Linked DNA regions of Homo sapiens: all the other regions are linked to region 1. A link is a contact called in ENCODE Hi-C or POLR2A ChIA-PET data. All regions are on one chromosome and are shown on one strand. The core of a region is the stretch at or near the end of the contact, and the rest is flanking DNA. Distances in the headings are between cores, read along the strand shown.

Region 1 (3,700 bases), core at 370-2,869:
TAGCTGTGTTTTGTTGTCTGGCGCTGCTTTAGATGACCCCTGCTGCTGTCAGATTGCCCGTCTGGGAGCTGGGGTCATACTTGTGGGGTCATAACAGGGCCTTGGGCAGCAGACTCCTCACCGTGGCCAGGCAAGGGATTCCCACCCTGGGTTGGGCAGCCCTCTCCACAGGATGGCAAGGGGCTGGAGGCTCAGCGGACGGGCCCTGTTTTAGGGATTGAGGACATGGCAGGTAGATAGGCAATAAAAGCACCGAACCAGCCTTAGGTTCTATAGCAAGGAGGTCCAGCACCGCTCGTGGACCCAAACTGTCCTCCAGGAAAGGCGGGAGGCAGCTTAGGTGACCTCTGCACGTGTTTTCAAAGCTGTGGTTTTGGTTGGGAGTTTCATGCTGGCTCAGCCACACAAACAATGACATGGAACAGGGAGGCGCTCCCATGTCAGAAGATGGGTCCTCTCCACCCCAGCTCCTCCACACTCCCCACCCCCCACAGCCCAGCCAGGTCCAAAACCCTACATGCTGCCTCATAGGAAATGGGGTCCCCTGAGGAGAAGGACAAAAGCAGACAATTCCTGAGGACAAGAGGAAGAGGAGGACGGAGTCTCCCTTGTTTGTGCTGATTCCCAGTGAGCATCCTCTCTGGAGCCCACTGGGGTTTGGGACTTGCAGGGTGTGTCACTAAATGGCAAGGAACAAGGTAGAGACGGCTGGCACTCACTGTCTCTGTTGTGGACACTGGCCTCACCCACAGCTCCATGCACACGCCTAGATGCAGAAATTTTCTGTATTGGTTGTTTATCCATCACCAACTTCTAAAGCAGCAGATGGGAAAATGGAATGAACAAAGTCAACTTTAGAACAAGCTTTGTGTTAAATTGAGTACACATAATTCGATTATTTTAAAAACAAAGCCCAAGCAGTGTTTTTCTGTTTTTTTGCATGCAGTGTTTTCCGGTGTAAAGAGAATTCACTGCCGGAGAAGCCCCAGCTTAGCTTCCTTCTGCCCCTGGGCAGCCCCGTTGGTTTCAGCAGATGGTCCTGATGTCTGAGGACCTGCCACAGTTTGCGCCAGTCCTTCCTTTTGCTACTTTTGTTGCCCAAGACGAGGTGTGATTTAGTGGTTAAATGCCAGAATGCTGGGCTGGCTGGATTTGAACCTTACCTCCTTTGAGATTCAATTAGGATGTGACCTCCGACAGCTTAATTTCCCTGAGCCTCTGTGTTTTCATCTGTAAAATGGGTACGATAATAGGGTTGTTGAGATTTGGCAGGTGATAAATGCTGACCAAGTGTTTGCTGTTGCAGTAGTTGTTATGGCAGTTGTCGTCACTGTCCCCAATGTCATCACTATCATTCTCGTCATCTCAGGACACTGAGGAAAGGCTGAGCTAGTAATGAATAGGGTTGGACTGGTGCTGCCTCTTTAGTGCCTAAGAAACGCTACCCTGGCCCTGTCTCCAGGCCTTGATCTCAAGGTGGGATTCATCCATCATCCACCACGGCCCAGGAGCCAGCTGTCCTCACTTCTGGGGTGACTTGTGAGTAGATAACAAAGGGGGTGCCCTCACCCTGCAGCGGAGTCCCCATGGGCCTTGGGGCCCAGAGGGAGATGGTATCTGTTTCCCATGGGCTTCCTGTCACAGGCAGATGACATCTGCTCTCTGCTCAGGGTAGATTTGGGGGCCTCTGCCACTGGCTGACTGGAACTCTCTTACCTCATTCTAGACTCTTCCAGGCAGCTTTCTGTTTGTTCTCTAACAGAAACATAGAAACAAACCAGCATCTTTTCTAAACAAAGAGGGACTTTTCACAGGAAGTTTGATGACCTGACGCGTTCCCCCTGCTTGTTGAAGCACGAGCCTCTTCTCTGACAGTTAGGGTGACTTGCTGGAGAACAAACAATAGACAATAGTTGTGGCCTACTTCCCGTGAGAAGCAAGAATGGTACAGGTGGATGTTGGGAGCCCCCAAACCCATGGAAGGGGTTTCCTGAGGACGTCCTATAGTCCCTGAACATGCAGCCGAGGGTTCCTGGGGTAGCAGCACCCGTGTGGTTAGCCCTGTAATGGGCTCACATTATGAGGCTTCCGTGGGTAGGCCCTGTTCAGAGAGCTTTGCGTGCTCTCATCCTGGGGAGTCAGGGTTAGGTTTAGGGTCAAGACTGATATAATGGCCAGGCACAGTGGTTCACGCCTGTAATCTTAGCACTTTGGGAGGCCAAAGCGGGTGGATCACCTGAGGTCAGGAGTTTGAGACCAGCCTGGCCAACATGGTAAAACCCTGTCTCTACTAAAAATACAAAAAAATTAGCCGGGCATGGTGGTGTGCTCCTGTAATCCCAGCTACTTGGGAGGCTGAGGCAGGAGAATTGCTTGAACCCAGAAGGCGGAGGTTGCAGTGAGCTGAGATCGCACCACTGCACTCCAGCCTGCAAGATGGAGTGAGACTCCATCTTAAAAAAAAAAAAAAAAAAAAAAAGTTGCTGAGTTGGCTCTCCAAGCCTCTTTCTCAGAGCCACCTTGGAGGGGGCCAGCCAGCTCCAAAGCCTGGGGTGTTGGCCTTTGGGAGGGAGGGGGCCTTGTGCCAGTCCCCCACACTTTGTCTGCTCCTCCAGCCTCCTTGGAGTACCTTGAATGTACCTTCCTATTGCTGTTCCCTCTGCCCAGAGTCCCGTGCTCTCCTCTCCACATTCCTTCACTGCTCATTGGCATTCAGGGTTGGGCATAAATATTACCTTCTTGGGGGCCTGTTATTTGCATCCTAACTAGCAGGGCTCCTTTGCAGCCCACTGCCAGCCCTGCCATTCTTCATCACAGTCCTCTGTTCATCTCTTTGCCACTTGTCACCAAAATGTGTAATTGTACCTTCATTGATGTCCAGTCAGCCTTCTGTATCTGCAACTTTCACATCTGTGGATACAACTGACCGCAGATTGAAAATACTCAGAAATAAAAGGATGCTTGGGTCTGTACTGAACATGTACAAACATTTTCCTTGTCATTATTCCCTAAACAATACGTTATAGCAACTGTATACACATAGCACTTACATTGTATTAGGTATTAGAAGTAATCTAGAGATGATGTAAAGTGTATAGGAGGATATGCATGGGCTTTATACAAATACTACACCATTTTATATCAGGGACTTGAGCATCCATGGACTTTGCCATCTGAGGGGGGCACCAGAACCAATCCCCTAAGAAACCAGGGGACAATTGTTCACCTCCATGACAGGCCCATAAGCTGCTCTGTGCAGGTGCAGGTCTGTCATGCGGCCCACAGCCCTCTCTGCAGAAGACCCTCAAATGCTGGGGGAATGCACAAATTAGCTGGGGGGCAGTCTCTAGGAGATTTTCAGCAGTTTCTCCTGAGAGGTGTGAAGCTGAGAGTTAAGTAGGGTTTTGTAGGTGTAACAATAGGCATTTTCCTTCCAGCAGCTCAAACTGCAGTGTGCTTGGCACGTTAGTGCAAAGGAAAAAAACTCACTTCATTCTTAAGAAAGCTCTGGAAATTTCATCTGTGTTTGAGTGAGTTGGCATGCTGGGCCCCTGGCGGAACACAAATGTGGAATTTGAACTCTACCCTACCTCAGAGAGCAAGGCTGAAGCGATAGGATGAAATGCATTTAAATGTCATGAGTGTTATTATTAGTCGTAATCTTATCTTTGTTAATAATAATAACAGGACCCGCCTAGAA
Region 2 (3,273 bases), core at 12-2,511, 190 kb before region 1:
TAACGATTAGAAAAATTGTCCGGTTAGAGGGGAAAAAAAAAACCCTACACAAAGTTTCTTAAGCCCAGAGCCTAGCCAAGAACATGTGCATCCCCAGAACGCCAATGTAATAAATGCCTTGGAGAGATCGGGGCACACAAGTTTTTCCCTCAAGCGCCAATGGCTGAAGTACACATATAGAAATAGAAATCGCAGACAGCAGCACTGTGGCAGAAAAAAAGAGAAAAAAGGACTGATCTGGATGTCAAGAGACGTTGGTTTTAAGTCTCTTGGCTCAACAACTCCCGGAGTGACCTTGGGGAAACCTCTCTCTAGGCCTGTTTCGTTATCTTTAAGAGGCGACCTGAAGTCCCTTTACATTAACTCTATTCCAACTTCCAGTGATTCGAAACAGGCTTTAGGACTGCTTCTAATCAATGCCAGGAAAAATGAAAAAACAAAAACAAAACAAAACAACAGGAATCAGGTTAAATGGGTCAGAGGCCCCTAAGTGGATATAAAGCAGCTGGGTAAAGGGTAAGTGGACGCCGACCCAGCAAAGCACTGAGCGCGGCTTGGAGAGCGGGGGTGGCTGCGGGAAGGCCGGGGGTGGGTCCGTAGGGCTCCCGGCCCGGGCAGGAGGTGGAGCCGAGGCTCTCGCGTGCATTGTCCCCGGGAGGGAGCCATGTTTCTTACTCCCCGGCACTCCCAGATGGCGGCCGGGGACGCGGGCCCTAAGCAGACCAAAGCCCCAGGGACCTGGAGAGCCAGAGGACGCAGGCAGCAAGGAGGGAGCTCCAGTCCGGGTAGGGGCTGTCTCCCGGGCTGCGGTCCCCGCGACGCACCCGGAGGCGGCAGGGGGAAGGAAAGGCCCCTGGGGCGACGGTTCCGGGCTACGCGCCTCCCAGACCCCAGTCGATAGAGTGAGAAGGAAACCCATGCCCAACCACCGGCTGGGACAGCGGCGGGCAGGCCGCATCGGTCTCCTCTCCCCGCGCGGGCCGGGCGGCGGAGCAGTGGGAAGCAGGCCCGCGCTCTCGACCTCGGAGGCCTCGGGCCGCCCCAGCCCGGCGCGCCCCGATCAGCTACTCACCGTTGGCGCGTTTGAGGGCATTTTCCGGCCTCTGAAAATAGGCCGGCATCTTGGCGGCAGGCTCAGCTCACCCGGCGTCAGCGAACTCTCTAGTGGCCCGGGCCGGGAGAGGAGACGAAGGGGAACCAGCGTAAGGTCCCACGCGCCTCGCCAGCAGTCGCCCGCGCCCAGCCGGCCAGAGACGGAAAGGAAGGAGCCACGTGACCTCCCCGCGGCGGCCCTGCTGCCGCCCAGGCCCCGGATGTAGGGGGCGGGTCTCCGTGCGCGCAAGCGCGCTGGCGTCACGCACGCCGACAGACGTGGCGGCGCCGGAGTCCTAGGCGCGCAAGGTCCAGTTCCCGTCTTGGGCCTGTCCTGGATAGCGTTAGGGAGACAGTTCACAGGCTCTTCAATCTTCGAGCGAGAATTAGGGTGGGAAGGGTGAGTGTGGGGTCAGAGTTTCTGTCTGGAGAACAAGCAAACGTCTGCAGATTGGTTTTCAAAGCGACTTGTGCGGAGTCGTGCAGTTACAGTAAGGTCCCATCCAGCCTGGGAATCGCCTGTCTTGGCTACGTGAAAATGCTGAGTTTAACGAAAACGCAGTGAGCAGGTGTCATCAGGTCAGCGCCGCTCAACCGTGAGAGACAATCATGGGGAAGAGTGACGCCTAAAATAAACAAGCAAGGTTCTTTTATATCTTGGTAAAGTAAAAAGTTTGTGTCACAGGGATTGCCTTGAGAAATGGAGGCTCTCAGAGGGGGCGAATGGGGACAGCGACCTGGCAAAGGGCGAAACGCCCTGGAGCACAGCAGACTTGCTTGGTGTTTGAAAACACACGGAAAGGAGTGTCGTCACTTTTTACATACAGCGCACGTCACAAACAAATTAAGAAAAATTAGTGTTAGTGAAAAAAATCAATCTGAGAGGCCCTTTTATTGTTGCTTAACAATTTTAATGTTCGCAGACGAAGTACTTTACCTAGAATTTGAAAACCATTTGAACCGAATCTAATTCTCAAGCCCTTGGTACGAAATAAAGGTGAGCTCAGAAGGAAAAAAATTTTTTTTTTTTTTGAAACGGAGTCTCGCTTTGTCGCCCAGGCTGGAGTGCAGTGGCACGATCTCGGCTCACTGCAAGCTCCGCCTTCTGGATTCACGCCATTCTCCTGCCTCAGCCTCCCGAGTAGCTGGGACTACAGGCGCCCGCCACTGCGCCCAGCTAATGTTTTGTATTTTTAGTAGAGACGGGGTTTCGCCGTGGTCTCGATCTCCTGACCTCGTGATCCGCCCTCCTCGGCCTCCCAAAGTGCTGGGATTACAGGCGTGAGCCACCGCGCCCAGCCCAGAAGGAAAATTTAGAAGGCAGCAGTGAAATAGATTATTGTCAATGTATTACACATTTAATAGACGAGATATGTGAATTAATGAATGAGGAAATCGGCCGGGCATGGTGGGTCGCGCCTGTAATCCCAGCACTTTGGGTGGCTGGGGCGGGTGGATCACCTGAGGTCAGGAGTTCGAGACCAGCTTGGCCAACATGGCGAAACCCCGTCTCTACTAAAAATACAAAACTTAGGCCTGGCGTGGTGGCTCACGCCTGTAATCCAGGCGCTTTGGGAGGCCGAGGCGGGCGGATCACGAGGTCAGGAGTTCGAGACCAGCCTGACCAAAGTGGTGAAACCCCCCCCCCCGTCTCTACTAAAGTTACAAAAAATTAGCTGGACGTGGTGGCGAACGCCTGTAATCCCAGCTACTCGGGAGGCTGAGACAGGAGAATCGCTTGAACCCGGGAGGCAGAGGTTGCAGTGAGCCTAGATCGTGCCACTGCGCTCCAGCCTGGGTGACAGGGCGAGACTCCGTCTCAAAAAAAAAAAAAATTAGCCGGGCGCTGTGGTGGGCGCCTGTAATCCCAGCTACTCGGGAGGCTGAGACAGGAGAATCGCTTGAACCCGGGAGGCAAAAGTTGCAGTGAGCCAAGATCAGGCCACTGCACTCCAGCCTGGGCGACAGAGGGAGACTCCGTCTCAAAAAAAGAAAAAAAAAAAAAAAGAATGAGAAAACCACAGGATATACACACAAAAAGCATTTCCCCCTCATTACTTCTGCCTCCACAAAGATGGTTTTGTTTTGTTTTTTTATTTTTCAACATGAACTGTTCTACTACAGGAGAGGTTTTTCTATTTATCTAAATTGATCACTATAAAGAAAGAAGATTTGGGAAGT
Region 3 (3,241 bases), core at 174-2,673, 190 kb after region 1:
GGCTGTCCAGGCTTCGCCATGCCAGGCACATGCTGGAACGTGGGGTAGCCAGTGAGGCACAGCGGCCCTTGCACCTCAGAACTGGGATTCCCGATCTGGGACCCAAGACCTCTTCTGTCTCCCTCGACCTGCTTGCCTTAGCTGTTAGAATGAGCAGGGCTTACTCTGAGATGTTTGTTTTAAAAATAAAGGTAAAAATAAATTTTAAAAATAAATAAATAAATAGAATGAGCAGGGCTGGGACTCAGCCAACACCCTATTGATGATATATGACCTTAAACAGGCCACTCTGAGCCTCGGTGTCTTCATCTGTAAATGAGATCACACCTCAGTGATGTGGCTGCTGGAGGATTCAGTGGGAACTCATGGGCCACCCAGCACAGAGGCCTTGGCTTTGAGCAGGGGCCTGGCCTTGACCTCACACCCATTCACACCCAGCCCTGCCTGGAGCCACACTCCAGCCAGGCCTGGAGCCTGGGGAAGAATCTGCTTACTGGGGGACCCTGTGGAATTGGACAGAGAGAAAGAGGGGCCGGCTGGCAATGAGGGTGGGATGAGGAAGGGGCTCTCCCAGGATGGAAGAATGGGGGTACTCATGGCCGAGGATTTGCCGACCAGGCGGGTAGCCCTCAAGGGCAGAAGATGCAGGGGTGGGGCAGGAAATGCTCTGATCTCAGAACAGGGATGGGGAGGACCTCCCCGCAGGGCCCAGCTCTGTCTCTGGGGCTTTCACCACTCCAGAAACTCCACTGTCCGAGCCAGCCTCCAGGCAGACAGAAGCTGCCGTCTCTCCTGGGACAGGTAGGGTATCAGTGGGAGAAACTCCAGCCCCACAGCTCCGGCCCCCCTCACCATTTACACTGCCCTGCCCAGCAGCTTTGGCCCCTTCCCAGGCAGATGGGCTGGGCTGGGCAGGAGGAGTACCCACCTCTTACCTCCTCCACACCTTTCAGGCCTGTGCCCGTCCTGTCCACACCAGACAACCGTGGATTTGGTGAGGGGACCAAAAGAGCCTCCATCTAACTCATTTTCAGGAAAGGCTCAAAGCCAGCATCCCTGGGCCCCAGAGAGCTCCAGGCCACAACCCCTGTGGGAGGCAGTCCTTAAAGCTGTTAGGATCCACCTGCCATATCCAGAGACCGTGAAGAGGAGGGAGAGCTGGGGCCCTGGGAACAGACCCTTGAGCCACAGCATGGCAGGGCTCCTGGTACCACTTTGCCCAGCAGTTTGCCAAGCCAAACATTGCCCAGGCCTGGGCCAGTTGTCATGGGGCCTTGGCTTGGCTATCTTGGGGGAGAGAGCAGGAAAAGCCCATTCAGCAGGCCATGGGGTGAGATCTAGAGTTTGCACTCTAGGGGCATCAACTACTGGCAGGTAAACCACAAGGCGCAGAAGGCTTGGGTCAGCACCTCTCATGCTTCAGGAGTTCTGACTCATTTGGAATCTTGATAAACTAGAATCTGATTCAGTGGGTGTGGGGTAGGGCACAGCCCGTGCTTCTGAGTGCTCCTGGGCGAAGCCACTGGTCCTCAGACAACACTTTGAGCAGAGAGGCCTTAGAAAGCCCCAAACCTGGCTGGGCACCATTTCTCACACCTAATCCCAGCACTTTGGGAGACTTAGGTGGGTGGATCACCTGAGGTCAGGAGTTTGGGACAAGCCTGGCCAACATAGTGGAATCCCAACTCTACTAAAACTATAAAAATTAGCTGGGTGTGGTGACATGCACCTGTAATCCCAGCTACTTGGGAAGCTGAGGCAGGAGAATCCCTTGAACCCTGGAGGTGGAGATTGCAGTGAGCTGAGATTGTGCCACTGCATTCCAGCCTGGGTGACAGAGTGAGACTCTGTCCCAAAAAAAAAAAAAGAAAGAAAGAAAGCCCCAAACCGGAATGGCAGGCTGGGTCTATAGTCAAACCAGGTCCTGTATTCTATGGTACAGAAGTTTTATTAATACTCACCAACATTTGCCCTGCCCTTGAGGGGAACTGATACCAGTAGTTTTCAAAGTCTGACACCCTCACCACTACAGGCTGCAGCAGCAGCCCTGTGAACTTCTGAGAGATCCAGGTTCCTGCTCCCCGTGCCAAGCCTATTGAGTTAGGAGTCTGGGTGGGACCTATGAACAGGACCCCCAGGTGACTGGGGTGCACACTCCAGTTTGAGGCCCACTGGTTTACAAAGCGCTTTCATCTCATTGAGGACGCTTAGGGCAAAGCAGCCACTGATCTTCCTGCCGATGGCTTTTCAGAGTCACAGAGGGCTGAAGAGAGTGAGGCTCTTACCTGCAAATGGAAGCAGGTGGGTACAATTGGCTACCACTGTTCTTAAACAAAAGGAAAGAGGATACGACATAGAATCCTACTGTCATATTTTTAATGAAAAGATAAACCAAAAAAAGGAAAAAAGTTACCTACAGGGAGAGGGAAGCCACCAGGGGAGGAGAGTGAGAGACAGATATAAAAGCCAGTCTGCTCAGAAATGTGCCTTGTCTTGTAGATTTGACTTTGCAAGCACACGTCAAATAAAACACAAATCCAGACTCAGTGGGGAGAGAACTATTTGAAAGATTTTTGCAAGGGAGGAAAGGGGCTACTGCAACAGGGGCTGGGATGGAGAGCACTGCAAAACGCAGAAGGCTTGACCATGCCATCTGCAAGGGTCTTGAGGGTTAGGCGAAAAGATGATCTCTTTTGTAGAAAGAACAAGGCTAGAAAGAGCCAGGTGTGGAAAGTGGGATGAAAGGGTGATGTGATTAGATAAATAGATCAGAAAATGTCACCCTGAGGCAGCCTCTGCTCTGGAGGGGCTGCCTGCAGGCTCAGGCTGAGTTGGTCAAAGTTCAGAGTCCAGGAAGAAGGAGTGAAACTTACCCAAGTCTGGCTAGCAAGCATTTTGTTTCCATGGATCAGTGGGAACAGGCCGTTCAGCTAATCATTTATGAGGCAAAGAATGGGAATTTGGAGGGTCTGTGTCTGGCCTTTCATAGATAAATAAGGGGGACATCCCTCGGCCTTATGGAAGTCTGATGTGGTTGTCTGTGTCCCCACCCAAATCTCGAATTGTAATTCCCATAATTCCCACATGTTGTGGGAGGGACCCAGTGGGAGGTAATTGAATCATGGGGGCGGGTCTTCCCCATGCTGTTCTAGTGATAGTGAATAAGTCTCATGAGATCTGTTGGTTTTATAAAGGGGAGTTCTGCTGCACACACTCTCTCTTGCCTGCCACCATGTAAGAT

The links. Hi-C counts contacts between places; a loop is a spot of excess contacts on that map. ChIA-PET counts read pairs that join two places held with the same protein, here RNA polymerase II (POLR2A). Pooled maps may share reads with other maps.
Region 2: a map of CD14-positive monocyte shows a loop between it and region 1 (5-fold over the local background). The contact joins the promoter of EIF3A here to the enhancer-like site in region 1. A Hi-C loop is called at or near these places in 1 of 168 maps with a recorded cell type or tissue (CD14-positive monocyte) and 7 of 50 pooled maps. POLR2A ChIA-PET finds 5 or more read pairs at or near these places in 2 of 52 experiments (GM10248 and activated T-cell).
Region 3: a map of PC-9 shows a loop between it and region 1 (13-fold over the local background). The contact joins two enhancer-like sites. A Hi-C loop is called at or near these places in 1 of 168 maps with a recorded cell type or tissue (PC-9) and 5 of 50 pooled maps. POLR2A ChIA-PET finds 5 or more read pairs at or near these places in 2 of 52 experiments (B cell and activated CD4-positive, alpha-beta T cell).

What each region holds. Positions count from the first base shown.
Region 1 is chr10:119,267,377-119,271,076 of GRCh38, forward strand. The region is part of intron 1 of GRK5 (G protein-coupled receptor kinase 5); the gene reads left to right. Among named protein-coding and RNA genes, the nearest start is that of GRK5-IT1, 61 kb to the left of the region's middle. RefSeq lists enhancers at 1,344-1,573, 1,704-1,953. Within about 2 kb of position 1,620, at least 12 of the 41 ENCODE cell types and tissues checked have a DNase peak (open chromatin) inside an H3K27ac peak, as active enhancers do.
Region 2 is chr10:119,079,556-119,082,828 of GRCh38, forward strand. EIF3A (eukaryotic translation initiation factor 3 subunit A) reads right to left here and starts at 1,262. Exons shown (of 22, transcript NM_003750.4): 1 at 1,073-1,262. The coding sequence starts at 1,121. RefSeq lists a silencer at 727-986 and enhancers at 992-1,754, 1,182-1,476.
Region 3 is chr10:119,460,153-119,463,393 of GRCh38, forward strand. No RefSeq gene overlaps it. Among named protein-coding and RNA genes, the nearest start is that of RGS10, 81 kb to the right of the region's middle. RefSeq lists an enhancer at 2,060-2,309. Within about 2 kb of position 1,424, at least 2 of the 41 ENCODE cell types and tissues checked have a DNase peak (open chromatin) inside an H3K27ac peak, as active enhancers do.